Regions from separate parts of the Homo sapiens genome. Here all the other regions are linked to region 3. The links are chromatin loops, found by intact Hi-C in ENCODE. Cell type or tissue: dorsolateral prefrontal cortex. All regions are shown on one strand.

Region 1 (8,000 bases), 59 kb before region 3:
GAAATATCCAGTCTGGAACCCCACTTTTTCCACATGCAAAGAAGATGCCCAAGGAGAAGGAATGGCAAGAGGGAGAGAATGGGAGTTGGATCGGGCGTCGGAAGACAGTCAGGATTTGGATAATTGAAGACATCTGAAAGAAGAATTTGCTCATCCAAGGTCCTGGAGCTAGGATGGGGCAGGGCTGGGACTGAGCACAGACCCAGGTATGTGTGCTTCTCCCTCCAATACTGCGTTGTGGGGAACTCTGCCCTGGCACCTCCTGCCATGGCGCTGGGCATAGGCCTGTCCACCCTCTGACACAATGCCCATGGGCACCTGCAGCCCTGGGTGAAAGCCTCCTAGGGAGGGGCAGGTGACAGAGTGGTGTCCTGAGTTGGCAGAGTGTGGTGGTCACAGCTTGGGCTCTGCAGCCAGACGACCTGGGACCAAATCCTCACTGTGGTACCCACTAGCTGCATGACCTCAGGCAAGTCACTTAACCTCTTTTATTTTTAAACATTTTATTTTGAGAGAATTTTAGATCTACAAAAGAGTTGCAGCAAGAGTTCCCATATACTGTTTGCCCAGTGTCACCTAATGTTAGCATCTGACATTACCTAGTGCATTCATCAAAACTAAGAAATTAACATTGGTACACTGCTATTAACTCCACTCCAGACTTTATCCAGATGTCTCCAGTTTTTCCACCAATGTCCTTTTTCTGTTCTGGGATCTAATCCAGGATACCAGCTTGCATTTAGATGTCACCTCTCTTCAATATCCTCATCTATAACATGGGGAGGATGGTAATGACGGCATCAATCCCATGGTCCTGCTGTGAGGAGCAAGCGACTGCTCACAGATGTACTGCATTAGCTGGTGCCTGGCACAGAAAAGTGTTCCATTAACTAGAGGCCACGATCCTTATGCTTAAGCCCTGTGATATTGTCTCATGCCCTCTGAGAGCCTATCTTGGAATGTGAGCCCAGGCCTTGCCCACTCACTCAGGGCCTAGGTTATTTTGTGCCCCTCTGGCAGGCTGGGTGGGGTGTCAGCCAACCCAGCCACTATCACTGAGGCCCACAGGGGCACTCCCTCTCACCCTACAAACTGGCCAGGGGTCTGGGGCATTGGCTAAGGACCTGCTTTGGAATTAGGCAGTCCTGGATTCAAATCCTGCCCTCCCCAATTAGTCCCTCTGTGAACTCAGGCAAATCAATGAATTTCTCTGAGCCTCCATTGCCCCTGCCTCCCAGGGTGGCTAGAAGAGAGGGTGGTTGACAGTAGATGTCAGCCTCAGGCAGGGTACACAGCAGCCTCCCTATTTTCTGTAGCCCACTGCCATGCTTCCCAGGGCGAGCTCTCCCCATGCTGTTCTGCAGCTGGGCTCGCCAGGCTTGGTGCCTGCTCGCACTTATGTGTCCACATTTGGACATATGGCCTGGCTAATGGGGAACCCAGTCTGCCCAGTCTGCAGTTCCGTCTCCTCTCGCTTCCCTCCCCACCCCTTACTTGTCCCCAGCTGATGCTTCTGCAGAAAAGCCAAGCCAGGCCATCAGGACCCTCCCTGAAGGGCGGTCTAGGGTGGCACGGCCATATGCGCCACCATCCCGGTCTCCTCCCAGAGCCTCTCCAGCACCACCCTCGATTAGGGCTTCTGGTTGGCATCGTGACTTGGAAAGGAGGGACGCAGGCTGCCGGAGACCATGCTCTGCTGCTCATCTTCTCTCTGGGCTCCTGTCCCAGCTCCAGTGTCTCCTATTTCGGCTCTGCATCCTACCTTCCCACCCCCCTGGCATGCCCCAGTCCCCTCGGACCCTGAGCCTATGAAATCCTGACTACAAAAATGGTGAGTGTGTGGTAGCAAGTGTGTGAAGATTCAAAGCCTGCCTCTGTCACTTCCCAGTGGTGTGACCTTAGGCAAATCCCTTAACCTCCCTGTGCCTCATCTGTCAAATGGCAGTAAAGATTGTACCTACCTCAAAGGGTTATTGAGAGGAGTAAATTAATTAAGGCAAGATGCTTTTATTAACTGATCGCATTAACGTACAGTGCTTAGAACGATGCTGCAGAGCTGATGTTATCATTGTCATTAGCAGGGCTGATACTCAGAGAGGTGGTGGGCAGCTGGAAGAGGAACTTCTGGTTTTGGTTTCAGATAAAACCAGAGCTCTGGGCCTGTATCCTGGCTCCTTTACTTCCTAGCTGTGTGACTTTCGGTCAGTCACTCAAACACCCTTGATTTCCCTGGTTTCCTCATCTGTAAAATGGGGAGGAAAGCAATAACCACCTTGTAAGTTGTTGGGAGGGTTTGATGAGATGATGCGTGAAAGCGCCTAGCACAGAGCCAAGAACAACCCGCAGGCCCTCAGTGGATACTTGGTAGATGGCAGGAGGATGGGTGGAAGTCCCTGCCTTTGCCTGCAGCATGGGATTTCAGACCTTGGTTCTCATCCTCAGAAGGGGCTCCCCGAAGGCCTGGGCAGGGGAGGGCCCTGGTGTCTATGGGTTCCTGTCCCAGCTGCAGAGTTCCCCAACCGGAGCCCACAGGACCAGTCACATCCTGTTTCTCTTTTAGGCACCTTCTTTTGGGACCCAGCGCCCCAGATAGTATCCTGCTATTCATTTAGCTTATGGTGGGTGTAGGGTGGAATGTTTAGGTAAAACTTCACAAAGAGCTAGACTTCAGGTGGGCCTTGAAGAACAGTAAGTATGCCAACAGGTGGAGAGAAGGGGGCGGAGATGGTGTTTGCTGTACACTGGCTGCATTTGTGGATCCAGAGAAGGGCCTCTGCACATTTGTGCCCTTTGCAGTGAGGCTCTGCTGCTCCTCTCCACCTTCTGGATCTTGGGTGGCCTCAATACTTGCTTTAGCAGGGAGAAGTGCAGCAGAAGTGATGATGTGCCAGTCCTGAGCCTAAGCCACGAGAGGCCTTGCAGGCTGCAACTGCCACCTCAGTGTACTTAAGCCTGGGCTAGCTTCTTGGAGCATGAGAGGCCACACAGAGCAGAGCCAAGCCAGCCCAGGTGTCCCAGCTGAGGACCTGGACAAGTGGGAGAGCCCAATCTACACCCCAATCTGCCAGCTCACCACAGATGCAGACACATGAGTGAGACCAGCCAAGGTCAGAACTGCCCTGCTGAAGGAAGCACATGCTCTTAAGCCACTGGATTTGGTGGTTTATTGAGTATCACTGTGACCATAGGCAACCGAGACAGTGAAGGTAGAGAGAATGGAGAGGCAAACATGCAGAGGAGGGACAGTGTGGGAGTGCCTGGTGGGGGATGAGAAGCCCAGAATTTCTGATTCATACGGGCCTGATGGCAACCCCAAGTTCCCTCAAGCCAGGAGGTCTGAAGCCTGTGTGGCCAGTGACCTGCCCGCTGCCGAATGATGGATTAAGCGCATGTCTGATGTACCGAATTGGCCACCAGACTGCTGGTTGGATGTCTGCCAGGTTCCCTCACAAGCAGGCCTGCCTGATATGTTTTCTCAGCCTGTTTTTTCCTATTTGCCAGAGCCCAGGCCTTTGAAACTGCTATCACAAGGCTGCTTCCACTTCCCCCCGTGGATCCTGGTGGAAGTTTCTTGATGTTGAGCAAGAACTCCCAGAAACTCCTGGAACCTGCTTCTCAGCCATGCGCGCCGGCGCAGCCCTGCTGTGTGGCCTTAGGCGCCCCTCTCCTGCCCCCGGGCCTCCCTCCACTGCGTGACCGGCCACATGGCCATGGCTGCTGCTCTGTGCCTGTCTCCTCATCTGTGAAATGAGGATACAGTCATGGACCTCATGGCGGGGGTGCGGGGGGAGGATGGTGGTGGACGGAGGCGGGGCAGGGCCTTGGACTACTGTGTGCAGTTTGGATTCCTCCAGGCTTAAAATCGGCTTCCATCCCCAACTCTCCAGCTCCCCGTCTCCACCCAGGCCATTTGAACGATCTTGTTGAAAAGCACAGTGGTTTCCAAAGCAAATCCAAGTCTTGTGCGGCTCTGGGCTGAGGGTCCCACGCTTTTCACCCAGACCTATAATCATCACAGATGTTTAGAGGAGGTGGTAAGTACAGAGCTGCATGCTTTATTTCTGCTGACCCAGGCCCCCACCCTCCTCCCTCCTGGGTACCAGGCTGCCTCCCAGGCTAGCGGGGCTGGTGCCTCTGTCTCCTCCTAACACTCCTGAGATTTGCATCCCCGCAGACGCCAGGCGCGGCGCTGCCCCAGGAGGTGGGGTGTTTAGAACCCGCTCCCCGGGCTCGCCCAGGAGCTTTGTGTTTAGTAAAGGCAGCAGTCAGTTCCCTGGTAGGCTCAGGGAAGGACGACAGCTCCCGGCTCAGTCCTCAGCCTCCAACCCCCACTCTTCAATCTCCTTCCCAGACCAATGACCCCCTCTGCGGGAGAACCTGCGGCGAAAGGCAGAGCCCCAGAGCAGGGTCTGGAGTGGCAGGACCGGCAGCCAATGAAGGTGAAGGCCGAGCATTACATCATCACCGTGGTCTCCCATTGGTTTACATCCTGGGCTTCCTGACTCCGCCTCCCAGCCTTAACAATGGGCCTCTCTGCTCCCCAGGCTTCTGACCCTGGTGCCAGCTTTGCCCAGAAGGCCACAGTCGGGCAGAGTCCTGGGCTAGGCGGGAGCCCGAGGTCTGGGCTGAGCCACTAACTAGGGGTGAGGCATAGTGTTGCCAGGTGTCATCTTCCTCACCTGCAAGAGGAGAGGGTTCCAGCTGTTAATCTCGGGTTCTGCCGCAGTTCACCCACCACCACACACTCGCCCATGAACGTCCTCCTCGCAGACCCCGGGGACCCTGGCCGGCCAGGGGTCTGGTCTGCCATGGGCTCCCTTTCCTCCCCAGAGCCTGGCAGGAAGTGAACATATGGAATGATGGTTAATGTTAACTGATGTTTTCTAAAGAGCACACACTGGGCTAAGCCTTATACATTATTTTATTCGTGTCCTAAATATTAGCCCCCCACGCAGCCCTAATTGTTCAGAGACAAGCACTGACTCTGAGGCTGGGCCAGGTTGAGTGATGGCCAAGGCCACGGACCTGGTGAGGGGGACAGTCAGGATTCGAACCCAGGCGGCTGGCTCCAGAGCCCTTCAAACGATGCCATGGGAATGGATGGGGGTCACTAGCCTCCCTATTGTGACTCGTTTGAGCTCTTAGCCCGGCGTGTAGTCTGGCGGGAGCCGTCCCTGGATGGGGGTCACTAGCCTCCCCATTGTGACTCGTTTGAGCTCTTAGCCAGGCGTGTAGTCTGGCGGGAGCCGTCGCGGCTGGCTCGGCAGCTCCAGGCTATTCCGAGGAACAGTCTTCAGAGAGCCTGGGGTGCTGATGGGGAAAAGCTGTTGCTGAGATTTGACAAGTTTGGTCCTGAGATGTCAGAAAGGATTTCAGCTCTTCTGCCACCCCAAGGACGGTGGCGCGTAAATCACAGTGAGCTGGCTTATGTCAGGTCAACTGTGGAATTTGATCCTAGCGCATTGCTCCCTCCTCTTCCTTGCCTGCGTCTCTCCCTCTCTCAGCTCTAGTTTGAGATCAGCACAGATTCCCTGGGTGATTTTTGAGAAAACTGCCTCCTCTTTAGGACTTGGCATCCCCTAACCTGCATCAGGAAAGGGTGGCGACAGATACTCTCACACCCAGGGAGGCTGCAAGGCCCACCCTCTACCCTCCACCTGGGTTCTCTGGCGTCGAGACTTGTGCCCTACAGTTCTGGGCCGTTGGGGTGATGTCCCAGTGGGACCAGGGTGAGGGTGCAGGTATCTGAGGGAGTAGTAGGACCAGAACCTCTAACCTTAGGGAGGCTTCCTGGGAGCCAAGCTTGGTGACTTAGAATGTGAATGTCTGACCCATATCCCACTACCTTTTGGTGGGTGCTGCAGAGGACAATGGAGAGAGAGTCAACTCTGAAGAGTGGTCTTGTGGAAGAGGCAGCTGGCTGGTTCAGTGTGGCACTGGCAGCCTCCCTAAGGTTCCCAGGTAGAAGTTTCTGACAGGTAGATTTCAGCTGTGTTTAAGGAAGAACTTTGAAGTTGTCAGAATGAGCGGTCTTGTGATAGTGAGCTCCCTGTCTCCAGAGGCATGCAAGCAGGACACTTTCACATATGCATTCAAGATGACCTATGCAAGGCGTTGTGCTAAGTGCTAGGAGTGCAGAGGAGAACGAGACCCAGTGGGGAAACAGGCACTTGCAATGCTGCTGTGAGTGTGAGCAGAGGTCAGCGTGGGCATCTGGAGCACAGGGAGGGAGTCCTGAAGGCTGGGTTGAGGATGAGGATACAGCTCATTGCTGAGCCTTATGGTGAACCAGAAGTTTACCAGGCAGACAGGAGCTGGGGAGAGGGCTGGCATTCGTCCATTCAGGTTATGTTTTCTGAATTATATATAGAAGGACATGTTGCAGAAGAAATGCAAGTACAGTGAAGAATAAGACTGGGGAACTTTTACAATTCAGAGTGGCCTTCACTGTGGGCGGTCCGAATTGATCCCTGTATACAGGTGCTTCTGGGGTGACATTTTCCCTGCTCCATGGAGCTCCGGGAGGAGTGCGGACCAACCCCTTCTTTGCAGGCCTGTCTGTGGGGTGCCACTCCTCCTCCCACCTCCCCACTGCACAGACAGCCCATCAGTGTCCCTGAGCTGCTCCAGAAGGATGCAGCTCTGAGGAGGCTCTGGGAGCGGTGTATCCTAGCAACCTCTGAGGCTGGCATCTGCAGGGCTAGGCCCAGACTCAAGGCTCTTTCTAATTTGCCAGCCTTCCCTTAATGATAAGCTTTCCCACACGGATGTGGAGTGGGGAGGAAGAGGGGAGAAGTGGGCAGGAAGTGTTGCCTCCAACCCCATCACAGAGTAGGTCAAGCCTCGCCCACAATACTGCCGGGGATGGGGAAGGAGGGAGGGCACAGTGAGTCCGTTAACTGAATATGCCACTTGTCCATCACCGTGGCCGGTTTATCACCATTTAGAGGACAATGAATCCAGGCAGTGATCCACCAATGATAACTAACATCATAAAAAGATACATGGCCGGATATGATGTTCCTTCTGACGGAAGACCACAACACCTGCTGAAAAATCAAATCTGAATCGGATCAAGCCTCTAGAGGTAACTCCCAGCTATAGGAATTAGAGAACTGGGGGGCATGTTAATATGTCAAGGTGTTTAACCCTCACCACAGGGAGGCGGCCAGATTTCCTCTCAGGAAAAAAGTTACAGGTTTCATCAACAAAGTGGAAGGAAAAGGAATAAAAGAAAAAAAAAACAAAACATAAGGAGAATTTATAGATTAACAGAAGCTTAAGAGAAATATCAGCCAATTACAACATATGGACTTTGGATTCTGATTCTTGCGAACAAACTACACTACAGTGACAATAAAAATGAGACGTATTCATGAGACAATTGGGGAAATTTGAACACTGAATGGATACTTAACATCAAGGAATTGTTTTTAATTTTTGAGCAATGTGAAAATCGTGTTTGGGATTATGCTTTAAAAGAGTCCTAATTGTTGAGGGATTCATACAGAAACATTTATCGATGAATTAATGAGGCCAGGCACAGTGGCTCATGCTTGTAATCCCAGCACTTTGGGAGGCCGAGGCAGGCAGATCACCTGAGGCCAAGAATTAAAGACCAGCTTGGTCAACACGGCAAAACCTCATCTCTACCAAAAATACAAAAATTAGCCGGGCATGGTAGCACACTCCTGTAGTCCCAGCTACTCGGGAGGCCGAGGCATGAGAATTGCTTGAACCCGGATGAAGCCTGTTCCCAGCTACTCGGGAGGCTGAGGCATGAGAACTGCTTGAATCCAGATGGAGGAAGTTGCAGTGAGTGGAGATCGCGCCACTGCACTCCAGCCTGGGCGACAGAGCAAGACTGTCTCAAATAATAATAATAATAATAAAGATGTCTGGGATGTGCTTTAAAATAATTCATTGCAGAGAGAAGAAGGAAGTAAAAGTTTGGATGAAACAAGGTTTGCCCTGAGCTGATTGATCACTGTGGTAGCTGG
Region 2 (8,000 bases), 54 kb after region 3:
ACTTTGTTGCCTCATCCACAAGAAGCAATGCCTTATCCATTCAAGTTTTATGAGACTGCAGTAATTCAGTCACATCTCCGGGCTCCATTCTTGCTCTCTTGCTATTCCCACCACGTCTGCTGTTGTTTCCTCCAACAAAGTCTTGACCCCCTCAAAGTCATCCATGAGGGTCAGAATCAATTTCTTCCAACCTCCTGTTAATGTTGATATTTAGACCTCCTCCCATGAATCATGGATGATCTTAATGGCATCTAGAATGCTGTATCCTTTCTAGAAGGTTTTCAGTTTACTTTGCCCAGATCCATCAGAGGAATCACTATCTATGTCTAAATCGCTCCTTGATCCATGGGCTGTAAAGTGGATGCTGTGTTAGCAGGCATGAAGATAACAGTCATCTCCTTGTACAACTCCAGCAGAGCTCTTGGGTAACCAAGTACATTGTCACTGAACAATAATATTTTGAGAGGAATCTTTTTCTCTGAATAAGTGTCAACAGTGGGCATAAAATAGTCATTGAACCATGCTTTAAACAGGTGTGCCATCATCCAGGCTTTCTTGTTCCATTTACAGAGCACAGGCAGAGTCAATTTCGCATAATTCTTAAGGGCCCTAGGATTTTCAAAACGGTGAATGAACACTGGCTTCAACTCAAAGTCACCAATTGCATCAGCCCCTAACAAAAGAACCAGCATATCCATTGAAGCTTTGTAGCCAGGCACTGACTTCTCCTTTGTAGCTATGAAAGTCCTAGATGGCATCTTTTTCCAATAGGAGGCTGTTTCATCTACATTAAAAAACTGCTGGGCTGGGCACAGTGGTTCAGGCCTGTAATTTCAACACTTTTGAGAGGCAGAGTTGGGAGGATTGCTTGAAGCCAGGAATTTGAGACCAGCATGGGAAACATAGTGAGATCCCTATCTGCACAAAAAACTTAAAAAATTAGCGGGTTGTGGTGATACGTGCCTATAGCCCTAGCTACTTGGGAGGCTGAGGCAGGAGAATCACTTGAGCCCGGGAGTTCAAGGCTGCAGTGAGCTATGACTGCGCTGCTGCACTCCAGCTTGGGAGGCAGAGTGAGACCTCAAAAAATAAATAAATAAAAATAAAAATCTGTTGTTGACTATAGCCACCTTCTTAGCTGGATCTTCTGGATAACTTGCTGCAGCTTCTCTGTCTGCACTTGTTGCTTCACTTTGCACTTTTATGTTATGAGACAGCTTCTTAAACCTCATGAACTAACGTCTGCTAGCTTCCAACTTTTCTTCTGCAGATTCCTCACCTCTCTCAGCCTTCAGAGAACTGAAGAGAGCTGGGAACTTGCTCTGGATTAGGCTTTGGCTTAAGGGAATATTGTGGCTGGTCTGATCTTCTATCCAGACCACTCAAACTTTCTCCCTATCAGCAATAAGGCTGTTTCGCTTTCTTATCATTGGAGTATTCACTGGAATAGCACTTTTAATTTCCTTGAACAACTTTTCCTTTGTATTCGCAACTTGGCTAACTGGTGCAAGAGGCCTCACTTCTGGCCTGTCTCAGCTTTTGACATGCCTTCCTCACTAAGCTTAATCCTTTCTAGCTTTTTTTTTTTTTTTTTTTTTGAGACGGAGTCTTGCTCTGTTGCCAGGCTAGAGTGCTGTGGCGTGATCTCGGCTCACTGCAACCTCCAACTCCCTGGTTCAAGGGATTCTCCTGCCTCTGCCTCCCGAGTAGCTGGGATTACAGGCATGCGCCACCATGCCCGGCTAATTTTTGTATTTTTAGTAGAGATGGGGTTTCACTGTGTTGGCCAGGATGGTCTCGATCTCCTGACCCCGTGATCTGCCCGCCTCGGCCTCCCAATGTGCTGGGATTACAGGCATGAGCCACCGCGCCTGGCCAATCCTTTCTAGCTTTTGATTTAAAGTAAGAAACATGCCACTCTTCCTTTCACTTGAACACTCACAGGCCATTGTAAGGTTATTAATGATCCTCATTTCAATATTACTGTGTCTCAGGGAATAGGGAGGTCCAAGGAGAGGGAAAAAGATGGCGGAACAGCTGGTCAGTGTAGCAGTCAGGACCACATTTATTAAGTTTGCTGTCTTATATGGGTGTGGTTCATGGTGCCCCCAAACAATTACAATAGTAATATCAAAGATCACAACAGATGTAATAATAATAAAAGAATTTTAAAATATTGTGAGAATTTCCAAAGTGTGACACAGAGAAACACAGTGAGCATGTGCTGTTGGAAAAATGGCACTGATAGACCAGGCACGGTGGCTCATGCCTGTAATCCCAGCACTTTGGGAGGCTGAGGTGAGCAGATCACCTGAGCTCAGGAGTTTGAGACCAGCCTGGCCAATATGTGGAATCCCTGTCTCTACTAAAAATACAAAAACTAGCTGGGCATGGTGGCAGGTGCCCAGCTACTTGGGAGGCTGAGGCAGGAGAATCGCTTGAACCTGGGAGGCGGAGGTTGCAGTGAGCCAAGATCGCACCACTGTACTCCAGCATGGGGAACAAAAGTGAAACTCTATCTCCAAAAAAAAAAAAAGAAGGCACTGATAGATTTGCTCAATGCAAGGTTGCCACAAATCTTCAATTAGTAAAAAATGAGTATCTGCAAAGTGCAATAAGACAAAGGGCAATAAGACAAGGTGTGTCTGTGCCTGTACCCTCCTCCTTCACAAGCCCTTGGGGTGACTGACTAGTTGATGTTCTGAAAGACTCAAAAAAAGAAAAAAAAGAATGAAAACACTAACACCTGGAAAGGTATTTTAAGAGACAGTTGTTATATAAATACCACACAGATGAGAAAACGGAGGAAGCCAACTGGAGGAGGGAAGGGAGAGATCACGTGTCGTTCATCAGTGAACGTGGTGGGCAGTAAAGCAGGCAAGGCCCATGGGGTGGGGAATTTCCTACTGGGGCAAAGTGGTCTAGAGCCCTGGAACCCTGGCAGAGGCTCCCCTTTAGCTAAGGAGTTCTCTAAGGGCTTTTCCAAAGCTCTCAGTGACTTGGAGTGTTCTGGACATTGAGGCCCTCAGACCTTGGTTGGTTTGTTCCATTCTCTCCTTTCCCCAGGTGATTGCTGAGGCCTCCGGGAGCCAGGTAACAGGGAAGGCCACCTCCTGACCCCAGACTGGGCTTGCACCAAACGCTCTGGGTGGAGCCTCACACAATTGCACTCTCATTCCTTGGTCAGCTGCACTCATCAATTTGAAAGGGGAAGGCGGGGGCGGGGAGGGGTGGTCTCCAGGGCCAGGGCCCAGAGCAGGCATCCGTGGATCTGTGCAGGGGAGAGAGGCCTGCCTTGGCTCCAGGTCAGCACCCCGCAAGAGCCTGAGGGTTTTAGACTTGGTGATTCTTGGTAGATCTGTCTTCCTTCCTCCTAAGCAACCCCACCTTGGCAACATGAGTGCCAAAGGCTAACCTGGAAACTTCTCTGTATCCAAATGAGCTCGTCTATCGACGCTGAGGCTGGCAACTCAGGCACGTCCTGGGCTCAGGGCAGCTGTGAGTGCAGGCATGCCACACAGCAGGGAGAGACACATCTAGGCGGGTAAGGGGCAAGAAGAGACACAAAGACTTCTTTCTAGTGGAGAGCGAAAGAGAAAGGCGCCAAGCTCAGTGGATGCTGCATGACCACGAGACCTAGAGCTGGGGCTGTCTGAGCCTCGGAGAACAATGAGAAACTCCCCCCGTCCATCAGAGTGGAGACAAAGTTCTCTAGGGCAGCGTTAGCCCTGGAGGAGTTCAGAGAGCTGATCTCTTTTACCTCCATCCCCACCCCCATCTCAAGAAGGCAGGTGCTAGTCTCCCATTTTACAGATAGGAAGAGTGGACATGAAACCTTCAAAAGCGATGGAGTCAGGATTCCTGGTGGGTTGGCCACTCACTGCTCTGGACCCTTGGTGAGTCCCTTCCCCTGTCTGGCCTCCGCTTCCCCATCTGTAAAAGGGGGTGATTAGATTAGCGCATTTCAATGGGATTCTCAGTCTGCAGTGCCTCTAACTCTCTGGTGAGTGTCAGGTCCAAAGGTTTCCATCTGCAACCGGTCCGTTTTAGGGACTCAGCCTCGATGCTGGGAGAGACTTCTTACAGGATATTCTCCCTAGACCTTTGGGCTCAGTGATTTAAACTCGGTCTGAAGGTCCAGATCACACGTGGGGTTGACACGGCCCAAAGAGAGCCCCCGAGCCCTCAATGGGGAGTCTCTGGGACCAGCACCAAATGGTGGGAAAGCAATTCAGGCCCAAGATGACTTGGAAGCAGCAGGCCCAGTTGGCACAGAATGCCACATTCTGAGTGACAGCCATCCCCTCTGGCTGAGTTCAGAGGCAGGCGGTGTGGGGGATGGGGGTGGCTGAGGAATGAAAGGCAGCAGCAGGGCTAAAATCCAGGGAGGTGGGAAGTAAGGAGCGGGAATCGGGACCAGAATCTGAGAACACAGAACAACCCACAGAAGTGAAAACGAAAGGCCTGATTCAAGCTAGGGAGCAAAGCAGGAAGGAGGTGGAACCTCAATGTCAAATCACACTGAAATAACGGGGCAGAATTTCCAAGAATAAATGGTTCGGCTAGAGTATGTCAGATTTTAAATGATTTTAGATCATAATTACTAATGACAGACTGAACTGTACTGCCCGTAATTAGTCATCTAAGACTCCAAGACAGAAAACAGAAATAAACACAGCATTCATTTTTTCCTTAAGCTGAAGCAAAGGAATGCCTAGTGACAAAAGGCACCGCATGCTTGCATTTCAGAGCCTGCCCTGGGCCCATGAAGCTTCTGGGTCTGTGGCTTTAGTCCTCGGTGAGGACAGGGTGGCCTGGTGCCATGCCTCCCTGGCCAGCACTGAGAAAAATGCTGCAGTGGTAGGAGAAATCCAAGCACCAAGCAGAAAATGTCTGCAGAGACTATCCCTGTGCCAAATGATGTTGTTTTGAGCAGGAGGGTTGCTGGGGAGAGGTGGGCAAGTAACCAAACAGGAGTCATGTGGATGGACGGCAGAGGTTCTTATTCCCAGGGACATTCCTTTTACTCCAAGGAGGACACAGATGCTCAAGAAGGAGAAAATATTATAAGCTAAAAAAGTGCAGTTTCAAAAGGATGTGAGGAAATAGCTTACATCATAAGAAAACTTCCAGTTACCTGATTCTCACCTCACACCTGTTCCACCAGTACCTCCCCCCACTCAATCCTCTCCACTGGGTTTGCCCCTCTGATGGGATTTGACAGGCCCATCTTTAATTGGTTATTGCCATCGCTATCACCTGCAGCCTCAAAGACAAGGTGGCAGGCACTGCAAACCCAGTGAGACCCGCATGGTCTCCATATCTCCTCCCCAGAGGAGCCCGCCCTCCTTAAGGCAGTGGTGAAAGCCATGAAAAGGCCTCGGTGCTGTGGAAAGCAGGGGAGGCTGCTTTCATCTAGGTTTGGGGTAAGGGTGGAGGCAACAGAAGAAACTCCCTCTCCCCGGACCAGGATGGGAGGAAGATCCTGCCTTGTACCGACACTGTGATCACAATCTACAGAGGGAACCGCCATATGCAGGGCTGAGGCTGTGTCCCAAGTCACCATCCAGGGATGAGAGTGTGTCCCAACAGACGACTGGGGAGTGACTAATAGAAACTCCACTAGCTGAGAATTCATCTGACCTGAGGGAGGAGGGGCCTGATGTCTAGCCTAGAGGGCAAGCTCCTCTGTGGAGGAGGGCAAGAGAGCACAGGGGGTCTGGCCCAGGAAAAGTGCAAATCCTTATAAATCATCATTTTGGTTTCTGGTTGGGAACTCAGTCTGTCAAGAGTGTGATTAGTGTGAGTCTGTTTCTCAGAGGGGGATCTTGTCTGAGTGAACTGAGAGAACAGAAGGACCAGGCCTTGGAGTCCTGTGAAGCCAACAGACACCTGAGCCTAGACATGCCTGCACCTGGACACGCCTGCGCCTGGACATGCCTACACAGGGACATAACAGCCCTCAGGCAGGTGCCTGCCCCCTGAGCCTCTCTCAGCTGTGATTGCCCATGTGGACAGAGAGCAAGCAGCCAGGGACACACATGTGGCCAGGGGAGACTCTGCAGGCTCCAGCAGGGCACTGTTCCACAGTAGTCTCTGTCGAAGGATAGTGACGCCCATGCCTTCCAAATGGGATACAGAGTCTGACAAGGAAGAGTATGCCTGGGGTCAACAGGGCTGAGTGTATGAACTTGGGGGTGGTGGTGACTCCCTCCACCAAGGGCCCTCAAGCACAGGCTCTCCTCCAGCCTTTTCCCATGTTCAGGCCCGGAGTCAACACTGCAGATCAGCCTGGGGACCCGGCTGTACCCAGCACACTGAGTGAGAGCCCCACTTACAGCCTAGCAGGGCCTCCCTGAGGTCTGGCTTGTAATACACTGACATCCCACTGTGCTGGAGTGTTCCATTAATCAGCCTGACCAAGCCTCGTGATCTCATGTCAAATCACATGGCTGCATCATCCAATCCTGCCTCGAAGTCATTTCCCGCACTCATTTGGTCAGCAAAGGCTGTGCCAAGGCCAAGCCAGCAAACACTCAAAGCCTCTGCACCAAGGCAGGAGCCCTGGCTGGAGAGAAACAGCTGGTTCTGATGACCTCTGCTCAAAATCCAACACTTTCTATCTCCGCCTAGGAACAAATCACCCCAGGGGCCTCCACCAATGCACTCTCCCACCCTTTTCCACCTCAAAACCAGGGCCCTGGCTCTGCAGAAACAGGCAGCAAGTCACACTCAAAAGCGAAGCATCGTGCTCGCGGCCGACCACGCACCGAGATATATTCTCATTTCGGCTCCTCCAACCAGTGAAAGTCAGTCACGCTGGTGCAGAAAGGGAAGCTCCATGGGGCCAGGAGATGACTCACTCACTGTCAAACAGACGCAAAGGATCTCCCAGCCCAGGCGCGACCTGGATTACAGAGAATGACAGCGACACTCAGAGCTGATATTTGCGGAGTGTGAGGCACCCTGCTAACTCATTTAACCCGCACAGCAACACCACCGGGCACTGTTATTACTCCCATTTCACTGTCGAGAAAAATGGAAGCACAGAGAGATGAAGGGACTTATCTCGGGGTACGCAGTTAGTAAGCGACACAGCTGGGACTGGAACCCAGGCAGCTGGCGCCAGCACCGTGCTCCCGATCTTTCCACCGCCTGTCACTGAAGCTCTGGGTTCCTAAGGGACCACACCAACATACGATTTCACGACTTTCTTGTTCTGCTTCTGCTCCTAACTTACAGGTGACCTGGGGCAGGTGACCAACAGCAGGGTCCCCATCAGTAAACAAGAAAGTCCCCTCTCACTGTGTACTAGGAGAGCACACGCAGCAGACACGACATATGAGGCTTCAAAGTTCTTTGTAGAGAAAGGTAATCCTTAAGCCAAGTATCAATAATTGTTGAAAGGGCTTCACACAGCTATCGAAGAAGCTAAAACTATCAAGCAGCTATCGAAGAGTGTGTGTCACCAGACAGAAGACAGAGCAAAGATCGAAGATGAAGTGTCCAGTAGGAGGCATCCAGTAGGAGGCACTACTTTGTCCTCGGCACTGTGAGTTGGAACTGCAGTTATAGCGAGGAAAGGCAAGAGAGAAATGAGGGCCTGTGCACTTTTCAGGGTCCTCTCAACAAGCACATGGACGCATTGGAAGGCTGGGCACTAAATACTTCATAAGCCTTGCTCTAGAGGAAAAAAAAGTTATTCTCCTCAATTTGGAAAACATTTTTTAATTATGAAAGAAAGCAAAATACAATTAACAGATGAAAAGGCCTTCTCACTGGACTATCATGAAGTTTTGTTTCCTGCCAGTCATTCTTTCTATGTATGGAAAGAAAACTGATACTTCGGATGAAAGAGATCCACGTCTAAAGATGGCCATTTGAAAGCGGGAAGGGTATTTCAAGTCTATTTCATCAGCTTAATTGGGCCTGGGCCTTATCCAGAGGAACAGAAGGGTTCAAAAGATGTCTTCTGAAGACGTTTCTCCAAGGGAAAACTG
Region 3 (8,000 bases):
CAAGATGACTGACAGCAGCCACTCCACTCAGCTCTCCCCTGAATCCCACCCCCACGCCCATTCAGGATGTGGTGCAGCTGGTCCCAGCATCATGATGCCCCAAGAGCCTGGCACTGGTATTTTCCTGAAAGTCTGGGCCAATTGATGTTACCGTCCATGACCACCCGGAGGCTTCTGCTTCCTTCCAATGCCCTCTGGCCACAGGTTGGGGCAAGCTCCTCCACTCACATTCTGTTTTTTTTTTGGTGTGATATCGGCTCACGGCAACCTCTGCCTCCTGGGTTCAAGCTATTCTCCTGCCTCAGTCTCCCGAGTAGCTGGGATTATAGGTGCCCACCACCACGCCTGGCTAATTTTTGTTTTAGAGACGGGGTTTCCATGTTGCCCAGGCTGGCCTTGAACTCCTGACGTCAGGTGATCCACCTGCCTCAACCTCCCAAAGTGCTGGGATTACAGGAGTGAGCCACTGTGCCCGGCCAGCACCCACATCCTTCAGGAGCCATGACAGAGGTGCAGAGAGGCAGGGCGGGGCTGGGGCTCAAAGCCCAGGCTCCAGGGCCAACCCAGGTTTGCACCCCAGCTTTGTGACCAAGGCCATATCTCTTCACCTCCCTGAGCCTCAGTTTCCTACTCTGAAAGGGGGATAATAGCACCCCTCCTGGGGCTGTTGTGAGGATCGAGGAGGTAACATGTAGAAGGTGCTTTGCCTGGTGCTTGGCACATAGTAGCAGACAACAAACAGTGACTGTCATTATTGCATGTGACACAGTCAGACAGCCAGGCAAGGCACGAGTGGCCCTGTGTTCCCATCTCTGGTGGCTCACCCAGCTCTACCGCCCCCTCCACCCCGCCTCACCTTTGGTGGCGCACAGCCCAGTTGTTCTCGTTAGACGATGCTGCTCTGCTCCCAATGTGTCACTCACGTGAGCCAGCACACACCTCATCCCTGCCCCCATCACTGTTTTGCTGGAAGAAACCCAGGAGCCAGGGCCTCAGAGCCAGCTCCCCCTGTGCCCGCCTTCTTGGTCATGCAAATCAGAGTGAGCTCTTCCCCTCTGCCTGGGCAGACTCCCGCTGACTCCCCCTTCATTCCTGTCCACTTCTCCCCAAACAAAACAGAAAGGAGGGCCCAGGAAAAGAAGGGGTATCAAAATCTGGCTTTTGAATCAGGCTCAGAATGAATCAAGGTTTGGCCCCTGGAAGCAACATGAACCCCCAGAGGCTTGCGAGGTGCTGCTCTGCCCCTTACTAGCTTTGTGGCCTTGGGCAAGTCCCTTTACCTCTTTGAGCTCCAGCTTTGTCACCTCTGACACAGGGACAGTAGTATAAGCCCTGGGGCACTGTACACTCCTGCCTGGCTCTGAGCTGAGCCATGTTGCCTCTCTGAGGCCACTTTGATTTGGTCTGTCCTGTTCCTGGGTCCATAATTCCTGCCGCCTGCCCTCCCACACAGAAGTCCGACAGGGTTACAGGCGTGAGCCCCTGCTCCCGGCTAGCACTTTGGGAGGCTGAGGCTGGTGGATCACCTGAGGTCAGGAGTTCAAGACCAGCCTAGTCAACACAGTGAAACACCGTCTCTATTAACAATATAAAAATTAGCTGGGCGTAGGGGCGCACACCTGTAATCCCAGCTACTTAGGAGGCTGAGGCAGGAGAATTGCTTGAACCTGGGAGGCGGAGGTTGCAGTGAGTCAAGATCGCACCACTGCACTCCAACCTGGGTGACAGAGCAAGACTCTGTCTCAAAAAAAAAAAAAATAAATAAAGGAAGAAAGAAGAGAGAGAGAGAGAGAGAAAAGAAAAGAAAAGAGAAAAAGAAATCCAGGGTGACGCATGTTCGGATCAGTGTGCCCTTCACCCTTTTGGCACCTTGATGGCCGGACCTTCCACTGTGTCCCCTGCAAGCACCTGTGCCCAGCACAGAGCCATACACAGAGAACCCCACCTGGGTCAGATTAGCAGAGGCTGATCAATTTTTGACGTCACACCTGCAGCAGGGCTGAGTGCCCAGGAGAAAAGGGTCTTAACAGCACCTTGAAGTGAGTTGCCAGGCTGGGCAGAGATCAGGGAAGGCCAAGGAGGAAGGCTGTGAGCCACCTGGCCTTCAGAGAACTCCCAGACAGTGGCCCAGGGACCAGTCCAGCCCAGATCACCTTAGGCAGTGACCCCTCTCCCAGAATCCAGGCACCCTAGAGGCACCTTAGCAGAAGAACTCTCTGAGGTCTGCAGGCTTGAGCTGTTTTGCTTTCTCCAAGACAGTTTCGTCCTGTAATGGTCGCCATTCTCATTGTCATCATCCCGTTACAGTATATTTGTTTTATTTGAGAAACGTATGTAATGATTATTTCTGGCACTATGCTAAGTGCTTAAAAAGTATGAATTCACTAACTGCCGCAACCCCATAAGGTGGGTACTATTTATGAACCCTGAGGCCCAGAGAGGTCGAGTAACGTGCTTGATGTCATGTGGCCGATGGATGGCCACGTGGGGCTCTCGGCTTCCTTCTGAGAGGCAGCTGCCAGGGATGGGACACACAGTTGCTCCAGGCCCATCTCCAGACACAGCACTGTCCCCTATGTTGTCCCCATGCTTCCTGGGGCCTTGTGAGCTTCAGATTATTCATCTGTAAATGAGGACAATAAGGCCAGCTCTGGGGGCCCAGGGCTGGGCCTGGGGGAGGGCTCAGCCCCACAGGGCCCTGCCCCCTCCTTGCTGTTCACCATCTGTCTGAGGCTCACTCAGAAGCTCCCACTGACACGATTTGATTCTGCCAGAGCAATGTGCTGAGGGGTAGATGCAGGGCCCGGTGGGAGCCCCAGACTGCAGGGTGAGCTTCCTCTGGGGGCAAACCCAGCCACGCCAACCCAGGTGAGGCAGCCTGTGTGCTCTTGCGTGCCCCTGACCTTCCCCTGCCAGGCTGGCAGCCAGAGCTGACTCTTTTAAAGAACACTGGGCCAGGATCACAGCCACCCCAGGCCGAACCCTGAGCTGTGGGTTGTTTGCCAGGACGAGGTGGCCCTGGGGCAAGGAGGCCTCCCCAGGATGGGCTGCCCCCACCGTGGAGGAAATCCACACAGCAGCTCGGTTCCCCCAAAGGATTCCCTGCCTGCAGTCCAGGCCACACCAAAGTACACAGAGCCCTTGTGTGCGGCAGGAGGAGAGGGTGGGACTCCAGCAGGAGAAGCTTCCCGCCTTTTGGAAGCCCCCAGGCACCTGCCCAGGGGTCATAGGGATTCTTGGAGATCACTTTCCAGTCCAGAAATGCCTCCACCCCAGCCCTTCCAAGCCCTCAGTGTGGGGAGAGGCAGAGCCCCAGCACAGCTCACCCCTCCCTTGGAGGAAGGGAGTCAGAGGGGGTGAGCACTGGCTAAAGGTCACGCAGGAGACCTGGCTGCCGGCTGCCTTGGGCTGGGCCTGTCACAGGAGCCTTCTTGCACACTAAGGGCCTCAAACATAAGCCTTTGACATTCTCTCCAAAGGAGGTTACAGACTCAGGCACAACCACGATGTCTGCAGGGCCAGAGGAAGTTTGTTTCACAGCCACCAGGGAGGGTCCCATCACTGGACGCACCTCCTATGGCTCCTAAACCTGGATGTGTCGGAAATAAATCCTGTATCTACTTGGTAGCTACCACTAGGCTATTGCCCCAGTGGGGGCTGAAAGTGGTAATTTGTTCACCATAAGCATTACAAACAATATTATGATTCTTATAACGTGATCTCCATGTGTCGGTAAGACATTAAGACCCTTAAAAAATGACCATGACTCAAGTTGTTCTCTGCCTCCAAGGGCCTGGTTCCAGAAAATTCTGGGTGGAGGTGAGCTGGGCAGCCTCCCTCTAACCTCCCCGGGGAATGGCCTGGGGACTTAGCCAAACGCTGACAACCAGTGTGTGAGGGACAGGTGGACGCTTCCCAAATCAGCTCTGTGCAGAGGACAGACCGCAGCTGTCAGGCCTATGTTGGCCTGACCCTCCCCTGTGACCTTGGGCCAGGGACCCCCTCCAGTGTCAGCGTCCCCATCAGAGCCTCAAGAGCTGAGCCAAGTGACCCTTCTGATGCTCCCTAGCCCTGCCACTCAGCTCCAGCTCAGCCCCAGGGAAGCCCCTCCACTGTGGGGACTCACCTGGAGCTACCTGGGGCATGAGCAGCTGAGGAAGGAAAGAAAATGCTCTTTAAGTTGTCATAACAGAGCGGGGCCTCCAGCACCTCCTGTTTACTGAAGGTGAGTAAATACAGCCGGGCCCTTAGCAACAGGCACAAAGGGGCCCTTGTGCCGCCCGCTGCTCGCTGCTCGCTGCTCCCTTGGCTCCCTCCCTGAGCTCAGCCCCAGCTGGGAGCTCTCTGAGAGGCAGGCTGGCCTGGCCCACAGCCCTGGCCTGACTGGGTGGGGAACGGGGCGGGTGCAAGGACTGCTGTGTGCCAGTCTCCAGGCGTGTCAGGGAGCCAGGCCTTTAGAGGGCCCTGTCCTCTGCAGGCAGAAAATTCCACCCCATTCTTCTGACCAGCAAACTGGGGTTCTGAGAGGCCCCTGATTTGAGTTTGTCACTCAGAGATGGAGCGGGTGAGCCTTAGACCAAGAAGCCCTGAGTTGGACGTCAGTCTCGGCCATGGGCGCTTTGGCGTGTTCTGTGTTACGAGTCCCAGTCTCTTCATTTCTAACAAGGGGCTCATGCATCACGCCTGGCTCACCTGGCTGCGTGCGCATCAAATCAGATGAGTGTGTGAGGACGTTCATTCTAAACTTTACAAGCTCTGAGCAAACAGAGGGAGTTATTATTGGGCCAAGCGGGCAGACCAGACATTAGAGTTGATGATAAATCGGTCGGGCCCCTGTCAAGCGCTAGGAGCTTCCAGAGCCCCCTTTTGAATGATGAGGTGTCACGCCTCCTGGAACCCCAGGTACTGGCAGCCGACTCCATGCCAGGCTGGGGAAATGGGGTGAGGATGGTGCAATCCCTGCCTAGAGGGCCTCCCTCTCTAAAACAAAGGGCTAGTTCCACGGTGTATGAAGCACTATAATTCATCAATAAACTGTGAAGGCCTCAGTTGAAAAATGAGAAAAAGACATGGCTAAGAAGTAACTCATGAAAGAATTAAGACTGGACACAGTGGCTCATGCCTGTAATTCCAGCTATTTGGGAGGCCGAGGTGGGAGGATCACGTGAGATCAGGAGTTCAAGACCAGCCTGGGCAACACAGTGAGACCACATCTCTACAAAAAAAAAATTTTTTAATAAAAACGGAAATAAGTGAGTTGGGCATGGCAGTGTGTGCCTGCAGTCTTGGCTACTCAGGCTGCTGAGGCAGGAGGACCACTTGAGCCCAGGAGTTCGAGGTTGCAGGTGCCACTGCACTCTAGCCTGGGTGACAGAGGGAGACTCCATCTCTTAAAAAAGAAAATGAATGCTTATCAACACTTAGAAAAAAACAAAAAATAGAAATCAACCTGATGAGTAACAAAAATGAAAATAAAAGCAACATTCAGATTTTCTGCACCCCCCCATTAGATTATTAAAAAGATTAGAAACATTTCCCCCAGCATGGGCAAGTTGGTTATGAAGGCTCTGCCCCTTACTAACTTTTTTTTTTTTTTTTTTGAGATGGAGTCTGGCTCTATCACCCAGGCCCGAGTGCAGTGGCGCGATCTCAGCTCACTGCAAGCTCTGCCTCCCGGGTTCACGCCATTCTCCTGCCTCAGCCTCCCGAGTAGCTGGGACTACAGGCGCCCGCCACCACGCCCGGCTAATTTTTTGTATTTTTAGTAGAGACAGGATTTCACCGTGTTACCCAGGATGGTCTCGATCTCCTGATCTTGTGATCTGCCCACCTTGGCCTCCCAAAGTGCTGGGATTACAGGCATGAGCCACCACGCCCAGCCACCCCTTACTAACTTTTGACCTCTAGCATAAACTCCATGCCTCACTTTACCTGTCTGTAAAATGGGCACTAACAGTACCCGCCTTGCAGGTTTGTTGGGAGGAGTAAATGAGTTACTGTGTATAAAGTGCTTCGAGGGATGCCAGGCGTGTAACTGGTATTTCATGCACTGTAGTTATTATTTTTATGATCACCATTGGTTCAAAGTATACATTGGACAATCTTGTCTTGTTTGTTAAAATAAAAAGTTGGAAATCATCTAAAGTCCTTTAACTGGGAACTAAAGAATTCGATTAGAATCTGTGGATCCCATGGAATACGTTCCCACAACTGGGTCAGCGAGCGCACGGGTGTTTGTATTGACACGGAAGGTTCTCCATGTCACATTGATGGATGAACAAGCAGCCACGCCAAAGAGATCCGGCTTCTGTGGAGTTGGAAACATGGATTTATTGGTGTGTATTTGCGCTGAGACACGGGCAGGGATGTTCTCCAGCTGTTAGCGGCGGCTTTCTAGGAATGAAGCATTTTAAGGCTTTTGTTTTCTTCTCTACACTTTTCTGGTTTTTAAAAAGTACAAGAAGTTTTTTTTTTTTGGTTAAAAAAAAAGTTTCCTAAAGCCATTTTCTTTTGTTTGAATTTCAAATGCAGTAAGTGCTGAACGGAAGCGCTGAGGCAGAAGTGACCAAAGAGGGAACAGTGAAATTTGGGCTTGTCAGTGGGGACGAGGTGGGGGAGGCAGAGTCAGTGTTGATGGGGTGGGAGGTGGGCTATGTGGCAGGAGGGCAGGGACTTTGAAGAGTCCAGGGCTTTGAGAGGGACAAGGGGGGCAGTTAGAAAAGCAAGTTGGCTGGGCGTGGTGGCTCACGCCTGTAATCCCAGCACTTTGGGAGGCTGAGGTGGGCAGATCACAAGGTCAGGAGTTCGAGACCAGCCTGGCCAATATAGTGAAACCCTATCTCTACCAAAAATACAAAAATTAGCTGGGTGTGGTGGCACATGCCTGTAATCCTAGCTACTCAGGAGGCTGAGGAAGGAGAATTGCTTGAACTCAGGAGGCGGAGGTTGCAGTGAGCCAAGATTGCGCCACTGCACTCCAGCCTGGGCGACAAAGGAAGACTCCGTCTCAAAGAAGAAAATTGAAAAGCAAGTTGAAGCAAAGTCACATCATTGGAAGGGCAGATGGAGGTTTTATCTGGAAGGTGCAGGGGAGTTCAAAAAAGTAAGATAAGATGTGGACTCTGATCTGGCCTCTGCCCTATTTTGGTTGTTCTCATTTGGGCCTCAGTGCTCTGGGCAGGAAAGTCTTGGAGCAGGGACACAGGCGGGAGCCTCCTGTCCATTTTCTGAGAGAGATAGGCCAGAGAAGGCAGCTGGATGCTTGAGTATGAAGAAAGCCCCCTGTTTAGGGCTTGTATCTCTCCAAGTCCAGCAGGGCCTCGGCCACCCTGAGAAGAGAGCCAGTCCCCATGTGTGTGCTGGGACTTGAAGAGCCTAAGAAAAGGGCTGGACCCTCCCAGGGCCAGCAGGCTCTCACTACCCCAGAGCCAAAGACCACAAGCCACTCTCCAGGGCCACGGGATGGCAGCCTGATGAGTCAGCGCAGTTACCTGATCAGGCAGCGTCGCGCCATGAGAGGTGATCTCATGCGCCAGTCTCCAGCCGCTCCTCGCTATTCCCCAGGCTCTGGGACGGTGGAGTTAGCTGACCAGGCAGAAGTTGGCTCCCTGGCAGCACGCTGGTGGTCCCAAGACGCCCTGTTAATATTTGGAGGCTGGATAGGTCCACGTGGTGGGGAGCTGTCCTGTGTATGGTGGGATTTTTAGCAGTGCCCCGGCTTCTACCCACTAGATGCCAGCAGTATCCCTTGGCAATTGTGACATTGCCAAATGGTCCCTGGGAGACACAATTACCCCCATTTGAGAACTTCAGCTCCATGGTGACCTGCATGGCCATCAGCCCCTCTCCAGGGCTGAACACTCCTCAGGGACAGGGTCTCCATGTCCCCAGCACCCCACACAGGCTCAGCATACGCAGGTGTGAACACCTGGGCTCTGGCCCTCCCTCACCAGAACCCCCTCCCTTCTTGCAAGGAGTGCAGCTGCAGCCAGAGAGGACAC

Evidence for each region. A loop is a pair of places that touch in the nucleus more often than their neighbours do. Peaks named below come from ENCODE experiments on the same cell type or tissue, not always from the same donor. Only the 100,000 strongest peaks of a DNase experiment are listed, where the experiment ranks them.
Region 1: it touches region 3 in a loop (7-fold over the local background); 6 of 110 quality-filtered maps call a loop at or near these places.
Region 2: a loop joins it to region 3, with 1.0 times the contacts of the local background. A loop is called at or near these places in 7 of 110 quality-filtered maps.

Annotation. Positions count from the first base shown.
Region 1 is chr14:90,450,072-90,458,071 of GRCh38, forward strand. LINC02317 (long intergenic non-protein coding RNA 2317) reads right to left here and starts at 5,046. Exons shown (of 3, transcript NR_146492.1): 1 at 5,026-5,046; 2 at 4,680-4,833; 3 at 1,992-2,242. It overlaps LINC00642 (long intergenic non-protein coding RNA 642), which reads left to right and starts at 5,159. Exons shown (of 4, transcript NR_033986.1): 1 at 5,159-5,307; 2 at 6,371-6,480; 3 at 6,948-7,087. RefSeq lists enhancers at 2,476-2,525, 3,790-4,407, 4,334-4,628, 4,408-5,025. In dorsolateral prefrontal cortex, a CTCF peak has its summit at 4,368; DNase peaks (open chromatin) are centred at 3,440, 3,675, 4,450 and 6,660; H3K4me3 peaks cover 972 bases; H3K27ac peaks cover 5,130 bases.
Region 2 is chr14:90,563,823-90,571,822 of GRCh38, forward strand. All of the region lies in intron 19 of TTC7B (tetratricopeptide repeat domain 7B), which reads right to left. Among named protein-coding and RNA genes, the nearest start is that of TTC7B-AS1, 75 kb to the right of the region's middle. RefSeq lists enhancers at 5,744-6,244, 6,245-6,745, 7,525-8,000. In dorsolateral prefrontal cortex, no CTCF peak of the experiment used is centred here; DNase peaks (open chromatin) are centred at 3,579, 4,338 and 4,829; H3K4me3 peaks cover 1,120 bases; H3K27ac peaks cover 7,936 bases.
Region 3 is chr14:90,509,495-90,517,494 of GRCh38, forward strand. It overlaps LOC105370619 (a long non-coding RNA gene), which reads right to left and starts at 7,715. Exons shown (of 2, transcript NR_135274.1): 1 at 7,491-7,715; 2 at 6,312-6,393. RefSeq lists enhancers at 120-953, 2,621-3,453, 3,672-4,184, 4,171-4,465. In dorsolateral prefrontal cortex, a CTCF peak has its summit at 4,484; DNase peaks (open chromatin) are centred at 2,504 and 4,357; H3K4me3 peaks cover 505 bases; H3K27ac peaks cover 6,476 bases.